2 separate regions of the Homo sapiens genome follow, and region 1 is linked to region 2. A link is a contact called in ENCODE Hi-C or POLR2A ChIA-PET data. All regions are on one chromosome and are shown on one strand. Each heading gives the region's core, a stretch centred on a gene start or an enhancer-like site at or near the end of the contact. The rest is flanking DNA. Distances are from core to core; before and after follow the strand shown. Region 1 has its middle 13 kb from the start of CENPU. Region 2 has its middle 12 kb from the start of LINC02427.

What was found. Hi-C counts contacts between places; a loop is a spot of excess contacts on that map. ChIA-PET counts read pairs that join two places held with the same protein, here RNA polymerase II (POLR2A). Pooled maps may share reads with other maps.
Region 1: a loop to region 2 is called in a map of HepG2, with 2.8 times the contacts of the local background. The contact joins two enhancer-like sites. A Hi-C loop is called at or near these places in 1 of 168 maps with a recorded cell type or tissue (HepG2) and 2 of 50 pooled maps. POLR2A ChIA-PET finds 5 or more read pairs at or near these places in 3 of 52 experiments (HEK293T, Panc1 and endothelial cell of umbilical vein).

The regions. Positions count from the first base shown.
Region 1 is chr4:184,744,944-184,748,792 of GRCh38, forward strand. No RefSeq gene overlaps it. Among named protein-coding and RNA genes, the nearest start is that of CENPU, 13 kb to the left of the region's middle. RefSeq lists an enhancer at 2,400-2,901. Within about 2 kb of position 1,693, at least 30 of the 41 ENCODE cell types and tissues checked have a DNase peak (open chromatin) inside an H3K27ac peak, as active enhancers do.
Region 2 is chr4:184,547,296-184,551,100 of GRCh38, forward strand. No RefSeq gene overlaps it. Among named protein-coding and RNA genes, the nearest start is that of LINC02427, 12 kb to the left of the region's middle. Within about 2 kb of position 1,961, at least 3 of the 41 ENCODE cell types and tissues checked have a DNase peak (open chromatin) inside an H3K27ac peak, as active enhancers do.

The DNA.
Region 1 (3,849 bases), core at 443-2,942, 200 kb after region 2:
TTTAAATAAACTTTCACTCGGCTCTAAAAGTTGCCTCTGTCTCTCGCTCTGCCTTATGCCCCTTGGTCAAATTCTTTCCTCTGAGGAAGCAAGAACTGAGGTTGCTGCAGACCTGTGTGGATTCGCTGCCATTAACGAGATAGTGTTCAGGGTGGGGTGAAGCATGCTTGTTGGAAGGGATGGGCTGAAAACGCAGGAGTGGAGGCAGCGGGGTCAGGAGTCCTAAAGGTGACCTGGAGCAATGTGAGCAACTGCAAGGAACGTCAGGGACACCAGAGGACCAGAGGCTTCAGGACACTGGAGGACACCTAGGTGGTGGGTCCTTAAGTTATATGCTTTCATATTTGGGAAATGGAAAAAAAAAACTATTGCTTTGATTATACCAACTATAGAAAATAATGACAAAACTTTAGGGAGGCTTGGGATAAACTGAGTGCTTGGGCCTGGACACTTCCATGTGGAACTATATCTTCCCTGTGATGGAGGTTGATGTATATATGAATTCCATGTTTTGGAATTGTTAGTTTGATTTTGATTGATTGATTGGACTGAGACAAGGTCTCTGTTGTTCAGGCTGGAGTGCTGTGATGACTTCATAGCTCACTACAGTCTCAAATTCCTGGGCTCAAGCGATCCTCCTGCCTCAGTCTCCCGAGTAGCTGGGATTACAGGCACATGCCACCAGGCCTGGCTAATTTTTGTATTTTTCACAGAGAGGGTTTTGCCGTGTTGTCCAGGCTGGTCTCAAACTCCTGGGCTCGAGAACCACCCACCCTGGCCTCCCAAAGTGCTGGGATGACAGGTGTCCGCCACCGCGCCTGGCCTCATTAGCTTGATTTTAAGTGAGAATATTATTTGGTATCTTACAGGATTCTCATGAAGATAAGAGAAGAATGTAGAGGCCCCTCGATACACAGAAGGGGTGCCATTTCTTATTGGACTCAAGCTTTTCTCCAGGGAGCTTTTCTGTTGAATTTTCTTTTCAGCACTGGGTCCACCAGGGGGCAGATGAAGAAAGGGCCTGGAGATTCGACGATGTCATTGGAGCACAGAGCGCCTCACTTTCAGACGTTGTAAATACTGCTTCAAAGTCAGTTCAAGAAGATGAATAAGGCTAGACATTTTAGTTGCCCTTGCTTAACCCTTTTCCTCTTTCACATAAATGATATTCTTCCACAATTTATCCAGTCCATTCCTGTCAATTTCCCATAAGGCAGAGTATGATTCTCTATGACGGAGAGGAAAAGAACTGATGTCTCAAATTTTCCCACTTTCTTATATAACTTCCTACAGCAGTTACTAATTACTGAGTACACAGGAATATCTCACTCAACTTGGCAGTTTAATGAAGTTATCTGTTTTAAGCAGACCCGTTGTTCAACCTCTGTAACTATAACACTACAAAACAGACTTAACACATCCCAGGAGGGCAGGCATGGGGGAGCAGAGGAGGATCATTTCTTTTGGATGTTCCCTTTAAGAAAAAGAGGAAATAAAATCCAGAAAGGAAGTACTCCTCGCCTTTTACAGTTAGAGGGCAGAAAGATTTTTTGTAGCAAACAACGACATTAGATCTCTTCTTATGTCACATGCTTTTCAACATTTCCTGGGTGCTGTTACCCGGCTGCTAAACTTATTTGCTGTGTAACTAATGTTGTTTTAGTTTTTCCAGACCTAACTGGCACTGCTCCTACCCAAGCTGCAATCACATGGCTAAACAGGTCTGGTCAGTACATCATGACCATGCAATGTCTCATGCTTCAGATTCCATTCTCAGCTCCCCAAAGGGTCAGGAGAGTCTGGTGCTGGGATCCTGGCAGGAGCATGCTAGCAAAATTCAGGATTTCTTTAGCCAAGGAATGGCAGACTTCCAACCTGCATAAGCAGTAATTTTATAACTGAAACAGATGTAAAAAACCGAGTGCATAACCTGAGAAAGAGAAAATGGAAGGACATCCCAGAGAAAAGGTGTTTTTTTTTTTAAGGAAATAAGGACAGAAAAATAAGAAGTAAAATGTCTACAGCAGAGTCTTGTGTCTGTAACTCTCCCTCAAGCTGTGGTTGGAAAAGAACTTTCTTAAAAAGGTTTTCACAGCTCTGTAATGAACTTGCTCACTCTGACAGCACTTTTGGTTGACCTGAGAATACACACAGCTGTGAGGCTGACCTTGTTTGGCCAGTGTCCTGACCTCAGGAGCCCTTACTGCTCAGGCAGGAATGGACTCAGCAGATGGCACCTGGCAGAGGCACCTCCCAGGTGACGCAGCAACTTTCTTCATAGAACCTGCTGTAGAACGAAACCTCTGGCTGCTGCCCTGCACCTTATAGGCCAGCTCTCTCACCCCTTATCACTGAGCATAAAGATCATTCTCACCCAGGCCACAAACATGCTCTTTGTTTCCAGGGCTTAGAGAATCAGGGAAGGCTTCTAAGCAAAGTGCCATCTCCAATCCTGTAGGAGCAGCCAGGCCAGGGTGAGAGTGCTCTGGGGAGGGAGGCCAGCCTGTCCAAAGGCTTTGCAGTGAGCAAAAGCAGGATGCACTTTGGGAGCTGGAATAACTGAGGCATGGCTGGAACAGAGTTGGGGAAGTGTCAAGAAATGAGGCCAGGGAGGCAAGCAGGGGCCCTTCAGTTCCCTACTCCTCAAAGTGTAGCACAAAGACCGGCAGCACTGGTGTTCCCAGGAAGCTTGTTAGAAATGCAGAATTGCAGATTTAGTGAATCAGAATCTTCATGTTAAGATCCCCAGGTGGCTGGGCAAGGTGGCTCATGCCTGTAACCCTAGCACTTTAGGGGGCTGAGGCTGGAGACTCACTTGAGCTCAGGAGTTTGAGACCAGCCTGGGCAACGTGGTGAGAAACAAAAAAACCAACAAATTAGCCAGGTTTGGTGGTGCACGCCTGTGGACCCAGCTACTTGGGAGGCTGAGGCAGGAGAATCCTTAAGCCTGGGAGGTCAAGGCTGCAGTGAACTGTGATCATACCACATACTCCAGCCTAGGCAACAGAGCAAGACCCTGTCTGAAAAAAAAAAACAAAAAAATTCTGAGGTGACTAGATGCACAATCAATTTCGAGAAGCCCCCCCCTCTCACTCCATTAAGCAGTTCAGACTAGGGAACAATAGGAAGCCTCTGGACAATGAAGCAGGAGAATCACATGGTAAGACTTGTGATTTAGAAAAATCTTGCTTGCTGCAGAATGGGTAAAGTAGCAGGGACCAATATAGGCAGCAAGGGGGCCAACTAAGAGGCTGGTGCAATGGTCCTGGCAAGACGTGGCCTCCGCCCTAAGGAGTGGGAATGGAGCATGGTGAGAGGTGGCCAGATTCGGTAGCCAATAGGAGACAGCAGCAACAGGAACTGGTGGCTGAGGCTGCCTGGAGCAGCCCTGGAACTTCTCCCAAATGTGTGGCCCACTGACAGCTGGGCCCGGGTGAGGCCCAGGCGCTGGCAGCAGCACAGCAGGGTGGGGAATGCAATATCAGTGGGTGTGGGACTCCAAAACCAGAGTCCTTCTGTGTCTGCACACGTCGCCTGGTGCAGAATGTGAGCAAACTGGTTTTCACGTATGCTCAGTGTGTGTCCCATTCACTGCACGGTGCTTCGCTGTCCCTGCAGCTGGGCTCTGGGGTTGGTACTTCTGTTGCTCACTCTCCAATTGGAACAAGCCACATGCAAAGCAGGAGGCCTGCCTGGAGTTCTTGGGGAGAAACACTGCAGCGTTAGTTAGTATCCAGCAAGGACAATTTCGGCCAGAGAAATCTGACAGTCAAACCCACTCCCCTTAGCCGATAAAAGTCTCAATAAAAAAGTGACTAAGAACTTATATGCAAAATATGTTTATGAAAA
Region 2 (3,805 bases), core at 711-3,210:
GTGAAGGAGGTGCTGTGTACCCCAGGTCCCAGCTGTGTGCACCTTGAACTGGGGGAACCCCCGCCTCCTTTCTGTCTGGCATGAACTCTGCTTCCTCCCAAGGAGTTTGAGGCCTGAATTCACCCATGGTTTATTCACCCCTGACCCAAGCAAACGTTCAGTGTTGAGAGGAAGCAACAAATGTGAAAGATCAAGGCAGAACACAGAGCATTTCTGAGGAAGTCTGTCGCGCCCACTGTTTTGACAGGCTCTGGAAGCCCAGCTTTGCCTAGCCCAGGGCAAGTACAGTACTCTAGGAAGTAGTACTCGGGTGGGGCTGTTGGTAGCCGGGGGTGGTCATCTGATTACCAGGGAAATGCAGAGTTTATTTTATCTAATTACCAGGGAACTGCCTGAGAGATTTCATCTGTCATAATTCTAAACAATGCTGAGGAGACTTTATCTTTACAGTTTCCAGTGTAAAGGCCAGAGGATGCTGGTTGTTGAGAGTGGTGAGGGGGACATAAGCGTACATTATTCAGTTTTGTCTGATTTTGTATACACTTGAAAATCCCCTTAATAAAAAGCAGCACCAAAGCCAGGAGCAATGGTGTGCACCTGTGGTCCCAGCTACTCGGGAGTCTGAGTGGGGAGGATGGCTTGAGCCCAGGAATTCCAGACCAGCCTGGGCAACATAGTGAGACCCACCTCTAAAAAACCAGCAACAAACAAAAAACAGAAAAACCAAAACAAATTTTTTTTTTTTTTGAGACGGAGTCTGGCTCTGTCTCCCAGGCTGGAGTGCAGTGGCGCCATCTCGGCTCACTGCAAGCTCCGCCTCCCGGGTTCACGCCATTCTCCTGCCTCAGCCTCCCGAGTAGCTGGGACTACAGGCGCCCGCCACCACGCCCGGCTAATTTTTTGTATTTTTAGTAGAGACGGGGTTTCACCGTGTTAGCCAGGATGGTCTCGATCTCCTGACCTCATGATCCGCCCGCCTCGGCCTCCCAAAGTGCTGGGATTACAGGCGTGAGCCACCGCGCCCGGCCCCAAAACAAATAATTTTAAAAGAAACAAAAATTTAAAAAACAACTAACAACCAGGAATAACCCTCTCCTTTGAGAACCCCAATACCACCTCACAATACACATAATCATGAGAATCTGTATTAAGGGTTTCTCACCCTTAATACAGGAAGTTGCCATACAAAAGGAAGTATGCAGACGTCGCTCTGTGTCTCTTAAAGTTCCAACGTTTCCTTACTCATAAATGACAAAGAGTGCTCTTCAGATTGACACATCAGGTTGCAGCTCTTCTCTGCTTGAAATCCCTCTGTAGCTTTTCAAGGTAGTGTCCCCTCCTTCGAAGGGAACAGCAGCTCCTTTGTGACCAGGATCCAGCACACGTTTCGTCTCCTATTTGTACTCTCCGGCTCTTGTGTGCTGGTCTTCTCCCTCCAGCTCCAGGGAATGATGTGCGTTTTCCTGGCATTTGCCTTCTGCCTCTTTCCTGGATCCGGGCTGTTTCCACTTCCTCCCCTCCCCACTCCCACGCCCCTGCCCATCACCTACTCATCCTGCAAGTCTGACCTGAAGCCCTGCCTCTTGTGCAAGATCTCCGGACCCTCAGCAGAGACCTCCCTCCATGCTCCTGTTGCAGGACTTTCCCTTAGTTCAGCTGCAAGATCTCCGGACCCTCAGCAGACCTCCTTCCCTGTTCCTGTTACAGGACTTTCCCTTAGTTCAGCCAACCACGGGGTCCTTGTCCGTCCCACGGCCACGAAAATGTAGGCTTGCAGACGGTTTGAAGGGTGAGTAAAGCAGGGTTTTATTGGGTGAAAAGGAAAAAAGGGAGGAAAAGGGACCCTCTGCGAAGCCAGAGTCCCTGCTGGTGCCCTTCCTGTCTGCCAATTTGAATCCTAGATTCCACCCAGAAAGAGGTGGGGCCGGGCTCCTCCCCAGTGCGAAGGGCGTGAACTTGCCGAGGGTCCACCCCGGTGCACAGGCCGGTTGGAGATTGCTGTCTCACTCCCATTGTACATAGTCATTACCTCTCATTGTTTCTATTTTTTCCCTCTGAGAGAGGTGAGCCTCTTAAATGCAGGAGTGATTTTATCTTTTTGTCTTCCCAGTGCATGGCACATAGTTGATTTTTTGTTTTTTTTTTTCCTGAGACAGGGTCCAGCTCTGTCGCCCAGGCTGGAGTGCAGTGGCGCAATCTCGGTTCACTGCAGCCTTCACCTCTAGGCTCAAGTGATCCTCCCACCTCAGCCTCCCAAGTAGCTGGGACTAGAGGCATGCACCACCGCACTTGGCTAATTTTTGTATTTTTAGTAGAGATGGGCTTTCGCCATGTTGCTCAGGCTGGTCTCGAACTCCTGAGCTTGAGTGATCCACCTGTCTCAGACTCCAAAAGTGCTGAGATTACAGATGTGAGCCACCGCACCCAGCCAAAAACACAAATAAGTGTATTAATAGTGTGAGGCATTGCAAAATATTGCTGAGAATACAGTTCACTAGTATCATCATCATAGAGCACAAAACAAATTCTGATATTATTAAGAATATCAGCCAGGTGCAGTGGCTCACGCCTGTAATCCCAGTACTTTGGGAGGCTGAGGCAAGCAGATCACCATGTTGAGAGAGAGACCATCCTGGCCAACATGGTGAAACCCCGTCTCCACTAAAAATACAAAAATTAGCTGGGTGTGGTGGCACACACCTGTAATTCCAGCTACTCGGGAGGCTGAGGCAAGAGGATTACAGCCAGGCATGGTGGCTCACACCTGTAATCACAACACTTTGGGAGGCTGAGGCAGGCAAATCACGAGGTCAGGAGTTCGAGACCAGCCTGGCCAACATGGTGAAACTCTGTCTCTACTAAAAATACACAAATTAAATGGGTGTGGTGGCGGGCGCCTGTAATCCCAGCTACTTGGGAGGCTGAGCAAGGGGAACCATTTGAGCCCAGGAGGTGGAGGTTGCATTGAGCCGAGGTGACAGGGTGAGACTCCATCTCCAAAAAAAAAAAAAAAAAAAGAATATCGTAGCTCTAACACATACATAGAAAACTCATTCTATTAGAAATTAAATTATACTAATATTATTGACAATCACTTTTATAGCTGTCATTGTAAACTCAAAGACAAGAAATAAATTCATCACGAGAAAACATAAAACAAGTACTTAGCCTTATTGTTGAGTTGCCTTTTACTGAATGGTACCTCAGTTCTTGGGATAAAGTTTGAAACAGCAACTGGAAGGACAGCTTTAACTTGAAAACGGTTTTATTTTTAGAGTTGTCATGTTACAAAAGCTCTTCTCACATAGCTAAGCTGTTGGAAAGAGACCAGGTTTTGTGAAAGTTTTTCATTAAGTGTTTCATGTTATCATCACTGTAACCCCAAACAATGGCAAATGCTTCATAAGCCGCTGAAATGCCGATTCAGCTGATAAATTAATAAAATTCTCCTTCTTTAAAGTCCTAAGCCAGAAAACACTTGTTAACATTTTTAACAGGAATGAATGAAGATGGATGGACCACCCAAAGATGCTCCTATCCCAGGGTAATCTCCAAAGACAAAACATCAATTTCACTGTGTTTTTTGCTTACCCAGGTCAAGAGTTACCAATACCAAGACATCAAACTGCACAGAGATTGGACCTAGAGCAGCAGGAGGTAGTATATAAAACACCAATACTAGAGGGAATTAGGAGAGGGAGCAGAAAAATGATTCATCTGTAGCACGTGTGGTCTGCAAGTTGCAGGGTGTAGAATGTAGCTTGTGGATAGAGGAAGAGTATTAGAAAAAATTAATGCTCATTCA